2 separate regions of the Mus musculus genome follow, and region 2 is linked to region 1. Evidence: chromatin loops called from intact Hi-C (ENCODE). Cell type or tissue: left cerebral cortex. All regions are shown on one strand. Each heading gives the region's core, and the rest is flanking DNA. Links, peaks and the distances in the headings are about the cores only.

Region 1 (8,333 bases), core at 215-8,214:
CTGATACCATGTTAACGTGACAAGTTTCCTCTTTTCAATTAAACTAGCTAGGGACTTGATATAGGAGCTGGAGCACCCTCCAAACACCTGAAGCTACCAGCTTCCTTAACTCAGGAGTCTCAGGACCGTCTTGTTATTATATACACACTTAAGAGAACAAATATTAGTTTGCATATACACAATCTAATTGGTGTTTTTAAAAACAGCATACTGTAATGAGTGTTCCCCAAATGTCACCTTTGAGAGCATAATAGCACAAGCCAGCCTAGAAATGTGCCTTTTAGAATAAGCTTTAGACCCTGCTTCATTTTTTCCCCCCGATGGTCCTGTGTCTTTGTCCTTGAAGTGGATATTTGATCTGTGAGCAGCCAAATGTCACCAAAAGTCATATGAGGCAAGTAAGCCAGCAAGAACAGGAAAGTCTTTCTAGCCAGACACTAGAAGGATTATATAGGCTGATCATTATTTTCTTAAATTAACTGGCTTTGACTGCCGTTTATTTATAATAAAGAAGAAAAAAAACTTTGATAGAAAATGTTAGTATGACTTGAACCCCATAAGACAGACTATTTGAGTGGTCCATTGTCTCCTTGGAAATGAACAACTGAAACATGGTCCTCAAATTTGTCATTTTGCAAGGAGCAGCAGTGTGGCTACCTCATCAACTCCAAGGCATAAATGAACTACTCCAGGTAAGCCACCTAAAACAGGGCTTGGTCCCCTGTAAATCTCTGTAACATTTGTCTACTGGGCAAAGTATTGCTACTGCTACTCATTAGACATTCAGTCATTATTACTTTACAGCTATGTTTGTGTGCAGAATGCTGAAATGGTCCTTTTCATTGCAGATGAGAGAAGTTTAGCTCAAATAGCTTTCAGTCAGGGGGAACCCCCCCTCCGTGTAGCCAGGAATTTCACATGCAGAGGCAACTTCAGGTATAGCTGGACTTGGTATTCCAGCAATGGCACCAGGGCTCTGCCCTCTTGTGTATTGTTCAACTCCGCTTCAGTTTGGTGTTACAGGTGTTACAAGTGAAGGTGAAGGTGACTCCAAGTGGAGATGTAGTCCTAGCTCATTTCTGAGGAAGTTGCTTGGAGCAGAGCACTGGATGGCTCATGTAGGTCCCAAGGACAGCTGAGGTAAAGGCTTGAGAGGTCTTCCTGGCCTTGTGAAGTGGGAGCAAGGGTGTCATGCAGACAAAGAGACCCATGCTCTCTCAGAACTGAACACCCCGCTTCAATTCACTCTGTATCCCTTTGTGTATCAATGAGGAGCTGCCATTTTTGATCTCCCATTGTGTCAAGAGTTACACTAGGGGCTACGCATGAAAGCAAAGCGCACTAAGAACTGAACTTGACGGAAGGGGGATCTGAGCCAGGTTGCCTTGGTTTCGCATTTCAGATCTGTCACCTTATCTAATCTTCCTCCTCCTGGGGAGTAAGCATTACTCTCCCTAGATGAGACACCTGACATTCAAAGGACTTAGTAACCTGCTCAAAGCCACACCCCTTAGCAAATGACAGAGCCGGGATTTCAACACGTGACAGTCTGACCACAGAGCACTTGATCTATATCTTCTGACCACTTCATTTCCATAAAACTCCCATGAGGTAATGACTTCTGCAAAGCGCTATGTTAGTGATGAGGAAAGCAGACTCAAGGAGGCTGAATAAATACCTCCAGGTCGTGTTCAAGCTCACTATGCAGTGCGAGCCAGCAATGATGACACAGGTCCAGAAAGGGCTGCTGTGTGAAGTGTGCAGAGTGAAAACTACACAGAAGCATGGCATACTGGAGGACTAAAATCCAGCTTAGCTTCTACCCAGAAACCATGACCCTGGCCCTGGCTGCACTGTACAAAGCCTTCCTCTACCAGCCAAGCGGTATTTATGAGATGACTGAAGGGAACATTTTTAGTCCAAGCAAGGCCTCTAGGTGGGAGAATAAAACTCTGGCCTAGGACCTAAAAAACAGATGATCACACGATTCCTAAGAAGCTCAGTAATAAGGGAGAGACTTACTTGGGGAGTTAGGTGACACAGGTCAGAGATATTGGGCTACTCTAAGCAGACTTGAGTATGTCCAATAACCCAGCTTGTCTGGCCAAGGAAATGGCTGCTGGACAGATGGATCCCACATGTCCAGGAGTACTGGATCCATTCAGAGGCTGTTGTGTGGATCCAGGGGAGCTCGGATGGCCTCTGCCCATACAGGCAGGGATGTTTTGCAGTGGCACCATCTCTAGTCAGGCCAATTGGAATACGCAGAAAGGCTTAGGGATTTCATGACACCCAGGAAACCATCAATCTGATACAGAAAATAGGAGATGACTAAAGCCAGGTATCAGTGCCACAGTGCCAATGATTGTGCCCCCTATTGTCATAAGAACTCCATTGCATTGCGAAAGTGGGCTCTTACATATTCCACAGATCTCTATCTAGACCCAGTGAGCAAATACTGATTACTCTTTGCTGCCTGTTATATTATATTATATATTTTGGGCTCCTTCCTGAATAATGTCAAATGCAAGGTCATTTATTTGGGAGCAAGCCTAAGAAATAGCCTAATAACACATATTTGAAGATAGAAAATCAAGGTACACAAAGCAGTACGCACGAACCATGGTTACAATGGGGCACACAATCACGACTATTATTTTGATCTAATTCCCAACTCACCTAATGCTGCGCAGGATCTGAGCTGTCTGTGCGCAAGAATTGACAGGATGCTCGCAGCTGATCAGTCAACAATGGACCCATTCTCGACGTAAGCTATACATAGGCAGCCCAACTGGCAAGTTCAAAACCCACGGCTGCCACACCTGCTTCATGGCAAGAAGGAGTCAGTGTTCAAGAGAGACAGACATTCCTGGCAGGATTTGATTGGCCCTGTCAGCTATGAGGCAATAGTTCCTTTGAGGAGTGGGGAAGGATATTAAGATGTTGGTCTGTCTGAAATGTCTCACTATGCTCGGGGAAACTTTTGAAATACAAATAGCATCTCTGATGAAGAGTGGCAGAAAACAAGAAGGAATTTCACTGGATCACTTAAGGGAGGAACCAGATTCGTTTATTGCTTTCTCTTTCTCTCATGGGAAAATTTTTTTGTTTGTTTGTTTAGGCATAGACCTGGCAGTCAAAGACTACATTCCCCAGCATTCCTTGCAGGTGGGCATTTGCTGAGTAACTGTGTTCTTACTAATGGAGACTGAATCTATCACATCCTCCACCCATCCCTCCCCTCCACCCCATCTTCACCAAAGGAAATTGCTTTTCCCCTTGGAAAAACATTTGGCTCAACTTTGATTATTTTAGAGAGAGCCATTTTATTCTATTAGCTAAGAAGAGTACCTTCTTCAGAGGTAAAATCGTGTCAATGGGAAGATGTCTTGAAAGTTATAGATGTGAGAGAGAGACACAAAGAGAGAGGGAGAAGGAAAGAATGTCCCTGCAACACTTACAAATACTTTCTCATCAAAGTATTTTTTAAATTTTATTTATTTATTATATGTAGGTACATTGTAGCTGTCTTCAGACACCCCAGAAGAAGGCATCAGATCTCATTAAGGATGGTTGTAAGCCACCATGTGGTTGCTGGGATTTGAACTCTGGACCTTCGGAAGAGCAGTCAGTGCTCTTAACCACTGAGCCATCTCTCCAGCCCTCATCAAAGTATTTAAAGGATGCCACATTCCTCACAGACGGTGGCCTAGTGTGTCTGAAGTGCTTGGACAACATCCTCGCTCTTCTCTGACAAACCATAACCTTGCCAAACTTAAGAAATATCCTAAAAATGTTTATATGAAGTTTGTCATTGAATGTCTCTTAGCAAGAGTTCAATAACAAGGCACAACGCCCTTTGCACGAGATGCCCACTTGCCCATGTCTCTGAACACTTGGCTCGTATGTGTTTTCTAAAACCATCAGACTCGGTTTCATAGACTGACACACAATCTCAAGAGATTCCAATCTCCTCTTCTTTTGGACAAAGAAGCCTTGCTAGCTGCAATTCCTAACACATTGTCTGGGTGTCGGTGGCAATAGAAAACAACTGTCTGTCACCATGGTCACATGAGTCTGCCCATTTCCTTTAATGTGTCTGCTCTATATGTTTCTTAAGTTTGACAAGGTTATAGTTTGTCAGAGAAGATCGAGGATGCTGTCCAAGCACTTCAGACATACTAGGCCACCATTAAATACTTCTGTCAACCACATACATCGCTAACACACCAACTCCAGGAGGGAGGGGAAACCAGATCCCAGAGGAAGCACGTGCATTAGAGCCATCCTGCCAACATGGAAGGCCTGGCTTGTTTGAAAAGAGCAAAGGTATCTCTCTGAAGCCACTGAACTTTTAAAAACAGTCTGCATTATAGCAGCTTGCCCTTTATCCTAACAAATACACTAAGGACAGTTTAGACTCTCAGTGGTACCTATTCCCTTATTTGTCAAACACAACGGATATATTGTATCATTCTATTTGTTCCCGGGATAATAGGTCTCCAAAGACATCTCCAACCTGAACAGAGGGACAATGTTTCCCATTGTGTGGAGACAGAAGTGCCAGTGGCAGCCCACCTCTGCACCATGCAGCTGCTGGTGGGATGCTCTGGCCTCCAGGCCCCTTGGAGAATGAGTGCAAAGTGGTTGCCAACTTCCTCCATCACAAATACTCATGTGTCAGAGATTTTTAAATAAAAAATTCAAGAACAGATGGCAAAAGAAAGACTCGTTATATGTGTGCAATCTAGGCTTTGTCTCCTATGCATGTTGCAGTCTCTGTGTGTGTGTGTATGTGTTTGTGTGTGTGTGAAACCAACATTAATGTCATTTCTTGGGGGATAATAAGCTCATTCTGCTAGCCCCACTTATGGCTAATAACAATCAACAATTATTGATGCTTTCTTCGTTGCCACCTCCTCCTCATGAATCAGCACATGAATATTTATGTCCATGCTAATCAGCACAGAAGACTGCTGCAGACAGGCGTCAAATTACACTTCTGGGTTAGAGACAGCCTCCTCTTTTTGAGGCATTTTGATCAAGAAAAACTTGGTGGGGGGCTGATTTCTTGAATTTATTTATTATTTACTTACTTATTTTTGTTAGAATGAAGAGAGAAAGTGGCTGAAAGGCTTGGGTTGAAAGTATGAACGACCTGCATGTGTGAAGGCTCAGTTACTGGATGGTAGTTTTAAAAGGTTCTGTGTACCTTGAAGAAGTCAGGCCTTCTTTGGAAGCTGGACGTTGAGAGGGGATTGTGGGATTCCCCATCTGTCTCAGTTTGGTCTACACCGTTTTCCAGAGTGGTCTCTGCTATCCCAGCCCCCATGATGGTTTTCATATGCCACTCCCACATCCGAACACAAAACAAAGAAATGTAATAAAAAGAATAAATAAAATGTTATCTAAAGAGATCATGTCTTGGCACATGACACTTTTATCTGGGGCGGGGGAGGGTAGGCTGGGGAAGGTTGGGGAAGTGTGGGGGGGATGGATGGACAAGCACCTTGTTAGAGAAATAGTCTGAAGGCTGAGAGTCTCCTCCCGTGGCCCTGTACTCGCTGGCGGTAATCCTAAACTGTAAACGTCTATCTGTCTATCCGTTTTAAACCACAACACTTTGCGACTTCCTTGTTTCACCCGCTCTGCTTTGGTCTGAACAAGCACTCTCAGTGCCACCCATTATTCTGCCGGGAGGTATGTGTCAGAGCCGGTGTGCGCGCCAGCTTCGCCAGCTTCGTGTTGGATGAGCTCGCTGTTCGGGGAGGGAGGTGAGTGGGGGTGCAGGGTTATTTCTAGAATGGCAGAGGCAGTATAGGATAATGTAGGAACGCTTTCTATCCTCAGGGTTGAAAGAAGATGGAGAAATGGCGACTCCGTTTCCAGGTAACTGTATCTGCATCTCTCCTAAGAATCCTGCTAACTCACACTGGTGTAGAAGTTACCATGATTGGGTCCCGTGCTGATTTGTACCTGTGTTAAAGCACTGAATCCTTTGAAGTAGATGTAGTCGTTGGCTACAACAATATGTGTGGTGGTAGCTGTATGACTCAAACCTACCTAAAGTTCTTAGCCACTGTAAGAGACTATCGGAGGCTGACTGAGGTCAAAGAGCCACTTATGTTTTGTGCCCTGGCATATGACTTATCCAGAGGCTCTTTGCTTTATTGCCTCAAAATCCTTCTCCTGGCCAAGCCCTGTAATCTCAGAGCCACAGTCAGTTCAAAGAGAGGATGTAGGTCTTCTCCTATTGTCTGACCGGCACCACTTCTTCTTAACACGGGTCAGTGCTGAGAGTGGCTACTGGTGTGTGAGCTAATGTTCTCTCTCTCTCTCTCTCTCTCTCTCCCTCTCCCCCCCTCCTATGAATCATGGCGTTCATGTCCTTAAATCAGTCATCCCTTCACATGACCAGCCCGGCAGACAATACAGTGGGTATGAGTACGGAGCTGCAGGCTGGCCACCGGCCAAGGGCTCCGGGTGGGAAGAGCAGGATTGCTGCCTGGCTCTGAGCCATGTCACATGCAGCAGGGCTTGGGTGGCTCTCCAGGGGACTCTTTCAGGCATACGAAACAAAAAGCAAGGGCCACACTCAAAGTTAAAAAGCTCTGTCACTGTTGGGTTTTCCTGTGGTTATTTTCCAAGAAAAACAAACAAACGTTATGACTGCTCTACTTTTGAAAATAAGTAGCAAGAAATTTGAATGTTAATCCACTGGCAGTAAAAATGTACTCTGTGGTTCTATGTCATAAGCAGTCACAGACACAGAAGTCTAGACACAGTTCTGTCCTTTCCAACTACGTGATGTTGGTCAGTTCTGTGAATTCTCTGGGTTTCGTTGTGCCTTGGAACCAGATGGAATACATTTATCTCGTAAGGATGCTCTTATCCTTAGTTCCTAGCTGAACCTGTTATCACGAGAGAGGTAGTGAGGATACAGTGCGAGAAAAGATATTTCTAGAATGACAGACCCAGTGTTGGGTATATGAAGGGTCTCTTTGCCTCCTGAAGAAGGGAGGCGGAGAAAACTGGAGATGCAGGGTTGTAGATTTGGTGTATTGCTTGTATTACGTTAATTGGGTTCCCAAAATTACATGGGAATTCGCACGTCTGCATGTAGGACGCGGAGGGTCCCTGCCCCCAGTTGGCTTTGGTTAGGAAATAAAGTTGCCATCGACCAATGGCTGGGCAGGGAGACAGAGGTGGGACTTTTAGGATTCTCAGGCAAGAGAGAGAGAAAGGAGAATCGCCATGCCATGAAGGGAATAAGATTTGGGCTTGAGAGCTGCAGGAAGAGAGGCATACTGGTCGTGTAGGAGATGCTTACGGTGGAGATGGGGTCTGACTCAAGAAGAAGGAAGAGACAAGAGAACAGGTTCTCTCTGAACCTTGAGAAGGAGCCAGCCCTACTGACAACTCGTCTTCCCTGGGTGTAGGAGTCTCACACGGTTGACCTCCCGATTGTAAGCGCATACACTCGTTCTTCTGATTCACAGCAATACAAGGTCGGAAGCAGCTAAAGAAGGGGACATGGTCGCTGACCCTCACTCTCTATTCTTGCTCCTTTTGCTTAGTACTTACTTTTACACCCTAGTCAGAATTATGAAGATAACTGCTGCTTGCAAAGTTGTCAAGATTTCTGAAGCTAAGCTAATAGCACCTTCACATTCACCAGGCATTTCGCAAGTCCTTACCTCGTACTGGCTATTTGGTTCTAGAAACTTCTCAAACGTCCATTGTCACATTGAGCCAAAATTCACCTCCACCTCCCACCCCCATATGGTTCTAATTTCACAACCCATCCATCCAGTCAGTACCTGCAGCTGGGTGCGTTTTTCTCGCACAGATCGTTCATCCATTCATCCGTCAGCACGCCCAGAGCCATTCATGCGATGCCAACCCTCAGAAAGATCAAATGCTTCATTCTCCCTGACCTATTAGTGAGAAATAATTGGCCCTCCCTCGAATGCCTTAACTCTTTGTAAATACCTGTTACTGCAATGTGCTCGGATTATGCACCTTTGTCACTGAAACCTTTAGAATGCCAAATCCTTGCGGGTCAGTCTTCCTGTGATGTCATGATGAATAAAGATACAACCAGCCGAAACAGCCAAAAAGAAAATCTTTGTTTCTTTAAAAAGGAAGAAGGAAAGGGAAGGCGCCTTTCTTACCTTCCCTTCCTCCCCTCTTGACCCCAGGGAGCCTCAGGTGCAGCTTACACTGTTAACCTCTCCCCTGCCTTGGTCCTTAAAGCATTGCTTCCAGAGTTCTCACCTCAGCTATGAACCTGTTTTATAGCTACCTGGATTCCTGAGCCTTTAGTCAGCCGA
Region 2 (8,333 bases), core at 292-8,291, 74 kb before region 1:
ACATGTAAATAAGAGAATTTTAAAATCTTTACCAGTTCCTAAACACAACCACAAGGATTACTGGACAACTCTTAAGAGACTGTTTTAACTAATGACAATTTGCTTTTGTTTCTTTTTCTTTACTTTTTCTTTTTATTCATTTGTTTGTTGGTTGGTTGGTTGGTTGGTTGGTTTATTGGCTTTTGGTAGTGCTGGGGACTGAAGCCAGGCACTCCTGAACATGAGAGGAAGCAGGCAGGCAGGGTGAGTGTCCTGCCACTGAACACCCAAAGCCCAGACGCCACTGTGTCATCATGATGCCAACTTTTGATTTTAGGCCTTCAAACTTAGACCAAATTGTTTTCAATAACAGTATTTTTAATGTGCATCCTTCTAAATGCTATAATTAAAATGGTCCAGTATGCAATAAGACTAAAACATCAAAGCCACATTATTTTTTTTAAAGTAAAAAAAAAAAAAAAAAATCAAAGTTCGCTGTTTGAATCACCTGGACTGTGGCTTCTCACATTCAAATCCAAGTCTTCCCAAAATTCCCTCATTCTTTTCTGAAGGATTAGAAAAAAATGCACAGAGGAGATAAAGAAATGTCAGCCACTGGTGATATTTTTCATTTCCTCTTTGAATTTGGAGTAAGCATGAAGTCCAAAGCTCTAAACAGTATTTTTTTTTTTCCAAAACACTGCACCCAATGTCTATGAACTATGTGGACATTCAGCTAAGCAGCTGTCCAGCCAAAAGAGAACCCAGAGTTTAATCAAACATATCTTCAACATCTAAATGAGGAATCTGAGGCTGGCTGGATGCCCACAGAGCCCAGGGACTGTGCATCCCTCACAGCTCCAACCCTGGAACTGTTTTCCCATCTCTCTACTCAAGGGCTGTGCCCAGTGACAGGAGAGGTAAGAAACGGAGACCAAGGAGGACAAGTCACCAGAGAACTCAAGGACATAAATAAGGCAGGACCTGGAAAAGCAGCTCTGTTACTTGCAAAGTAGCTTCTAATGCCACTGTCTAGATGGCTTACAGTAAAGGAAGTGAAGCCCTGGCAGTGGTGGCGCATGCCTTTAGTCCCAGCACTTGGGAGACAGAGCCAGGCGGATTTCTGAGTTCGAGGCCAATCTGGTCTACAGAGTGAGTTCCAGGACTGCCAGGGATACACAGAGAAAACCTGTCTCAAAGAAAAAAAAAAAAAAAAAGGAAGTGATAGAGACTGCCACCCACCCTCTGAGAAGCTCTCTGTCGGTTCTCCACTGTATGGCTCAGATGACTACATACTCCTGATGTGATGTTTGGGCATCTTAGAACTAACTACCTTACAATTTAAGTCAGGTTGCTGAGGCTGACCTATCCTCTATTTTCTCTGGGAAGCATGGGGGACAGTAGAAAGATGATGAATTTAAAACCAAACAGGCTGTATTTATCCCCCCACCCCCCACCCCCCTCTCCCTTCCCCCTACCTCCCACCCCACCCAACCAATGCTTACTGATACAGTGCCTATGTAATGACAGGCCTCAGTTGATCTACAGAGAATAAACACATCTTGGGTCATGAGGAATAAGTTTTAAAATACACATGAAGCACCCAGCTAAAGCACACGGCAGGCTGTCTCTATCAGATGCCATCTCCTTCTTCCTACTTCTGGACTTGGAGTCCAAAGAGATCAGCTGCCAGATGTTCCAGGCTCATCTCTTGATACAGGCCCTAAGCCAGCCAACAAACTGGAAGTTCTATCCTCTCCACCTTAGGTACTTCATTCTTTTTAAGCACTAACTTTCACTCATAAAAGGTTACTAATAGCACCACTCCGTAGAACTTTCTTCAGTCACATTGCAGGCCTGACACCCGGATGTTGTTCAGAAACCCAGCAAAACAAAAACCCACTCTAGGAATGGATTTCTCCTGATGATGGCTGGTTACATGCCTCACTTACTAAACTGTAACAATCTTGCTCCCAGGTTCATCTTTTCTGTTATTGTTCCAAACTCTGCAACAAGTGATACCACTTACTACCTGCAGTCTCCAATCTACGTTGAAACTATGTTGTAGTTACAAGTCTCGGGAAAGAAGCCCAGGATGCACGGGAAAATCTCCCATCCAATAGAACGAGTCACCAGCTTCCCTTTCCCCTGGGTAGATGGCTGAAGGAAATGCGGATCTGCTAATAAATACCCAGGAGACACATCGTCTATCTATCCTGTTCCCTTGCTAGCTCGTTCTGATGCCCATGAAAAAGTAAAGGACAAATGAGAAGCAGGCTCCAAAGCTCCGAGTGACTAGAACATTCTCCAAAAAGAAGAGCAGCACGTATATTTTATAGAGAAGACAGTCACCGTTGGAAGCCTTCCAGCTGCTTATTATTTGGGCCTGAAGAGGAGCCACCCCTGAAGGCAAGCTTGGCAGAGCCTGCTGACGTAAGAATCAGCCTGTGGTAACCCCAAACGGCCAGGAAGGCTTAACTTTTTTTTTTTAAGTACTGCAGCGAGGTGGCAATTAAGAGGGGGAAACAATTATTAAGAATCCCTGGTGTGTGCCTTATAAAAACAGGAGCACAAGGCAAAGGCGTCCTTAAGTAAAAGGTAGACCTCTTAGATTTCAGTTAGAAACTCCCGCTGATGGCTTGTAGTTGAAGACAGCACTCAGCGTCTCGGCTTGGTGGCTTCCACCCCGACCACAGAGGTTCCTTTTGTGATGACAGGATTTGATACAAAGAAAAAGCAGTATACATTATAGATGTCTTTCCTCTTTCCCGGCCTAATTTATCCAGCATGTATGGGAAGGAGTGAGAAATTCCCGACTTACTAAAAGAATCCATAACCACCTGCAAAGACTGGCACTTTCAAGGCTTTAACATAATGAAAAGGAAAGAAGAAAATAAAGCGAGGAAGGAGGCTGGAAAGCAGAACCCTATCCCGGGTGTCAAGATATTCGCCTGGTGAGGCCTCTGAGGACCAGGACAGTAGAAAGGGGTCCACGGCTAGGGAGAAGGCATCCCAGGAAAGCGACATCCTGAAGAATCCGAGTTGGGGTCCCGCCGTTTTTTAGAAGCGGCGGGGAGGGAAGGCGGGACCCCGGCAGGCGGGTGGGGAAGGACTGGAGCCGCGCTGCGCGCCGCACCCTGCCCGGGCCACCCCGGGACACCCAGATGTTCAGAGCCAGATCCGGTAGCACAGCAGGGCGCGCGCAACTCAGGGCGCGGCGGGGTTGTGGGCTCGACCGACTCGTCGAGCCCCTGGCTCCCTTCCGTGCGCAGACCCAACTCACCAGGCGTCCCGACCAGGACCAAAGCACTCACCGGCGGCCACCAGCGGCGAACTCACAGCGCCTCCCACGAACACTGAAGCAGCAAGCACAGCGGACCCCGGGAGTCCCCACAGAGCCATCGCCGCGTCCCTCTGCCCTCCTCGCCCCGGCCGCGGCGTCCCGGGTCGGGGTAGACGGTGCAGCTCGAGGGCTGCCGGGTGGATTGAATGCAGGAGCTCGGCCCCCGCGAGCCCCTACCCGCTCAGCCTGGACCCGCCAGGACCCCGCCCACCGCACGGAAGCCCCGCCCCTGATCGCCGCGCCCCGGTCCCTTGAAGCCTGGACCCGCCTCCGCACGCATGACCCCGCCCCCGAGTCCAGGCCGCGCCTCTCCTGTCACTCCCGCTTCCCCTCTAAACCCTTGGGTCGCGTCAGCCGCGCGCCCAAGCCGTGGCCCCACCCCGAGCCCCGCCCACTGCTGACCCTCTCCGCCTCCTCTGCTGGGCGGGCTAACCCTGCCCAGCCAAGTGGCGGGTCTGCGCGGGAGCCTCAGGCTGGGGCGGGTTACTCCCTTCTCCTGGGTCCTGGGACTAGTCAGATGCGGGAAGAGGAAGGCAGAGGTTAGGCCAGGAAGCCCAGGATGGAGAGCAGACAGGACCAGCAGTTTCAGAATGGCGCGATGTTTTTTTTTTTTTTCTCAATCGGAGTCTTTACCCAGTTAATTAACCTTCGTTAGTGGTCTAGGAAGGAATGCTACGTTCAAAGTCATGGTTGATCGTTTAAACATTAAGGAGAATAAATTAAAAAAAAAAAACTTTTTTAATTGTCCCCATCCCATTCTGTCTAAGCTACTTCTATTGAGGAACACGTCCCCACACACTGGTTGTTTGCTTGCGTTGGACTGGGTTTTGTTTTAATCATCTTGCAAACACTCCCCTGGAACAATTCTTCAACTTTCCAGTCACTTCTGTCTTCATATCCTCACATCAGCTCGGTAAGGTGAGTATTATCCCCATGTCACCGGCCAGGAAGTGAGCTCATGAAGTCTGCATGACCTGGGCCACCATGATCCATGTATCTCCAGTGTTTGCTTGCAGGTTTAATCTCAGCTCCTGGCTCAAGGACAGCATGCACTAAGAGGGCAGAAGTAGTTGTTAAAGGGGAATGTACCTTTTTCTGACTAGCTTCCTTTTAACTAACCAATAGCCTCGTTTTAACTAATCCGTGGAGACTCCACACAAGGTCCTTAAAGCCCAGTCCTGACAGATGTGAGCTGAATGGAGGGTGGGTCTTCAGCCCCTTCTGTAAACTGACTGGTGGCCTCTAATGCTCAAGGGGGAGTTATTTCTCCTCTCTAACACCCTCCACCCTTCTGTTACAAATAGCAATGATGTGAGAATTACCAGGGAGAGAAGCTGAAGGTTGGAGGCCCTGCCCTTTGAGTCAAAGACAGGAACTATGGATCCTATGCACAATTTGTGGCACATCCTGTAGTCTGACAAATGTATCAAAGGGAAAGGTCTGAGAAAGAATGCAGAGGAAAGACATTGTGCTGGCCAGTTTTTTTTTTGTTTTGTTTTGTTTTGTTTGTCAACTCAACACAAACTAGAGATTTGTCTGAGAACCTCAATTGGAAAAAAATATCTCCATAAGATCAGGTTGTAGGCAAGTCTGTAGGGCATTTTTCTTAATGAGTGATTGATGGGGGAGGGCCCAGCCGATTGTGGTTTCTGTAAGAAAGCAGACTGTCCAAGCCACGAGGAACAAAGCCAATAAGCAGCACCCTTCCACGGTCTGGGGGCCAACTCCTGCCTCCAGGCTCCTACCCTGCTTGAGTTCCCGGTTTGTTTCCTCTGATAATTAAACAGCAACGTGGAAGTGTAAGCCAAACAAGCCCTTTCCTCCCTGTGGTGGTTTGAATAGGACTGGCTCCCATAGACTCCTGTGTTTGAATGCTTGTCCCCAGAGAGTGACACTATTAGGAGGTGTGGCCTTGATGGAGGAAGTAAGTCCCTGGGGATTGGGCTTTGATATCTCAGAAGCTCAAGCCAGGCATACTGGTTTAAGGCTGCCTGAGGATCTGAACGCTCAGCTGCCTCTCCACGGGTGTTTGCATGCCACCATGCTTCCAGCCATGATGACAATGAACTAAAACTCTGAACGGTAGCCAGCCCCAATAAATTGTTGTCCTTTATAAGAGTTGCTATGGTCATGGTGTCTCTCCACAACAATAGAACAGTGACTAAGACACTCTCACAAGTTGTTTTGGTCACAGTGTTTCATCACAGCAATAGTAAACCCTACAAAGTAAGCAATAGAACAAACATTCATGTGGTTATCTAACTATTAGAGGAGAGAATCCTGGGCTTAGAAACTGAAGGACAAATTATCAACAGTCACCAAACCAGCTGCATCACTCATTGGAAATACTGAGCTAAGTGCCGGAAAGGGGTCTGGGGTCCCAGGGAAATGCACACAATCCAAAGCATTTTGGCAACACCAAAAGTTTTGCCTCAGCAGAAGGGTATGAAGCCAGGCCAGATCAAGCTGGCAAGCACACCCAGTGGCTGCCCTGCAGGGTTTTTATTCCTAAACAAAAGGGGTCCTGCGCCTCACTCTGAATGGTCAGAGGTCAACCTCACACCATTAAGCAATTGACTAGTTTAAAGTGACAAAGCTTGTAAGCAGGGTGCAGTTTTCAGCAGGGAGGCCACCCTGAGCACATTTTTGATTTCAAGAAGTGCTGACCCTGGAGGAACTTGAATTTCTGCTAAGGAACTTCTTTATGATTTTTTTAAACAGAGATTTGTCTTATTTAAGCCTTGGAGTGAGAGGAGGACGACTTTGTTTTTATTGCATTTCCCGAACTAAGAACAAATTTGTGTTGTTTGCATGAAGTGTGGATGGAACTGGAGACCATTGTGTTAAGCAAAGTGACACTGAGAAGACAAAATAATAATAAGAAAACCAAACGTTGCATTTTTCTCTCATATGGAATCTACATTCAAAGAAAAGGAGGATATGAGAGTAGAAAGGAACCAGGCTGGTAGAGGGGAATGTGGCCAAAGGAAATTATACATGTGTTTGGAAATGTTGTATAAAAGGCCGCTACTTTCTACAGTTAATATGTGCTCATCTAAATGCATGCAGGACTGTTTGTCAAACACCCCCAAGAATTCCAAGAACACACCACACCGTCAAACCTCTTCTCAAGGCTTCTTAAAGCATGTGATCACACAGTTATAAGGTGTCTATTCAAAATGTAAAACACTTTTCTCCCTCAGAGGTTGAATTTACTATTTAAAAAAACAGTAATTTCTTTGATAAAGTAATGGAATTCTGAATAAATCCTCTCCTTTTATTTTCTATTTTTATTTTTAAATATTATTTATTTAATATATACTAGTACACTGTAGCTGTCTACAGACACTCCAGGAGAGGGCATCAGATCCTATTACAGATGGTTGTGAGCCACCATGTGGTTGCTGGGATTTGAACTCAGGACCACTGGAAGAGCAGTCAGTGCTCTTAACCACTGAGCCATCTCTCCAGCCCCTAATTTTTAATTATTCATTAAATTTTCATATTTGAATTGTGCTCTATAGAAATAAGCTTGCAATACAATACTTGCAACAAGGGGTAAGCCCCATTAGCCACCCCCAGACCTCTCACTTTGGGCATGACAGGGTTAGGAGTCATGTTTGATAACTCATACCTGCTGTGACCTTAGGTTGGAAGCTGAGACTCTGACATTCCCCTTCCAAGACTCCCAATAACGTTAAGCACTCTATAATTGTCTTACTCATTTTTACACAAATCCATATTCATGCATTTGAATAACTTTTAGGAAAGGGGTAATGGAGGGAGGAAGAAAGGACATTAAAAAAAAAAAAAAAAGACTAGCCGGCCGGTGGTAGTGCTTGCCTTTAATCCCAGCACTTGGGAGGCAGAAGCAGGCAGATTTCTGAGTTCGAGGCCAGCCTGGTCTACAGAGTGAGTTCCAGGACAGCCAGGGCTATGCAGAGAAACCCTGTCTCGAAAAACCAAAAAAAAAAAAAAAAAAAAAAAAAAAAAAAGACTAGAAGAGAGGAAATAAATAAAATGAAATTGAAGTTGTGCTTCCAGGTCCTGACTTTTTTTTTTTAATTAAATTTTCTTATTTGTCTGTGTGTGTCTGTATGTCTGTGTGTGTGTGTGTGTGTGTGTGTGTGTGTGTGTGTGTGTGTGTGCGCGCATGCGCACATGCACGCATCACGTGGCTGGTGTGGCCTGTGGAGGCCAGAGAAGTAATGGATCCCCCGCACTAGAAATGGGTTATGGCTGGCTGTGAGCTGCGGGTACCTGGATGCTGGAACTGATTCAGGTCCTCTGCATGAACAACAAGTGTTCTTGACTGCCAAACTCTCCAGGCCCAAGGCCTAAATCTTATAGATTTCTTTACTTGAAGAAGAATGTTCATCAGTAGGTATCTAAAATCATACTGCTTTATTTTAAATGCAAAGACATACATGTTGCAGAGTTTCCTTCTGTCTTGCAAAAGGTTGTATTTCTCCCGATGGCATAAAATTGGCATCACAATGGGTGGGTAGGGGAGTGGGGGTGGGCGGTGGGGGTGGGCGGGTATGGGGGACTTTTGGTATAGCATTGGAAATGTAAATGAGCTAAATACCTAATAAAAATGGGAAAAAAAATTGGCATCACAAAACTAAGTGGTCTCAGTTGTTTGTTTTTTAACAACAAAATTAAGTCTAGAAATAGTTGTATCAACCGCCTTCATTAGTTCATCTCATGGACTTGCCAGGAATCTGTGGAGAACGCTTTTTCTTTCCTGTGTTCATTTCCCTAAATTCTCACAACAGTGTTTGATTCGGGGAAGTATCCTAGAGAGTCTCGCATCGAAGCTGCAGCAATTCCAAATTCAAGAAACACACAGTATCTACCTGAGGAACATAGCTGTTGCCTGGCCCAACCAGGATACAGAACCACTCACCTCATCCTGGGCTTCCAACCTGCACACACACAGCTCTGCTTCTGAAATGCACGACACTGGTCTCTCAGCTCTTCCAATAAAAAGTCTCTTCCTCTTACTTTG

The links. Hi-C counts contacts between places; a loop is a spot of excess contacts. Peaks named below come from ENCODE experiments on the same cell type or tissue, not always from the same donor. Only the 100,000 strongest peaks of a DNase experiment are listed, where the experiment ranks them.
Region 2: a loop joins it to region 1, with 2.0 times the contacts of the local background. A loop is called at or near these places in 3 of 42 quality-filtered maps.

What each region holds. Positions count from the first base shown.
Region 1 is chr5:64,039,299-64,047,631 of GRCm38, forward strand. 5830416I19Rik (RIKEN cDNA 5830416I19 gene) reads left to right here and starts at 5,675. Exons shown (of 3, transcript NR_045384.1): 1 at 5,675-5,700; 2 at 5,851-5,889. In left cerebral cortex, for the core only: no CTCF peak of the experiment used is centred there; DNase peaks (open chromatin) are centred at 4,714, 4,926, 5,200, 5,743 and 1 more place; H3K27ac peaks cover 1,611 bases.
Region 2 is chr5:63,965,353-63,973,685 of GRCm38, forward strand. Rell1 (RELT-like 1) reads right to left here and starts at 3,545. Exons shown (of 7, transcript NM_145923.4): 1 at 3,294-3,545. The coding sequence starts at 3,381. In left cerebral cortex, for the core only: a CTCF peak has its summit at 3,326; DNase peaks (open chromatin) are centred at 825, 1,011, 2,397, 2,656 and 1 more place; H3K4me3 peaks cover 2,471 bases; H3K27ac peaks cover 1,484 bases.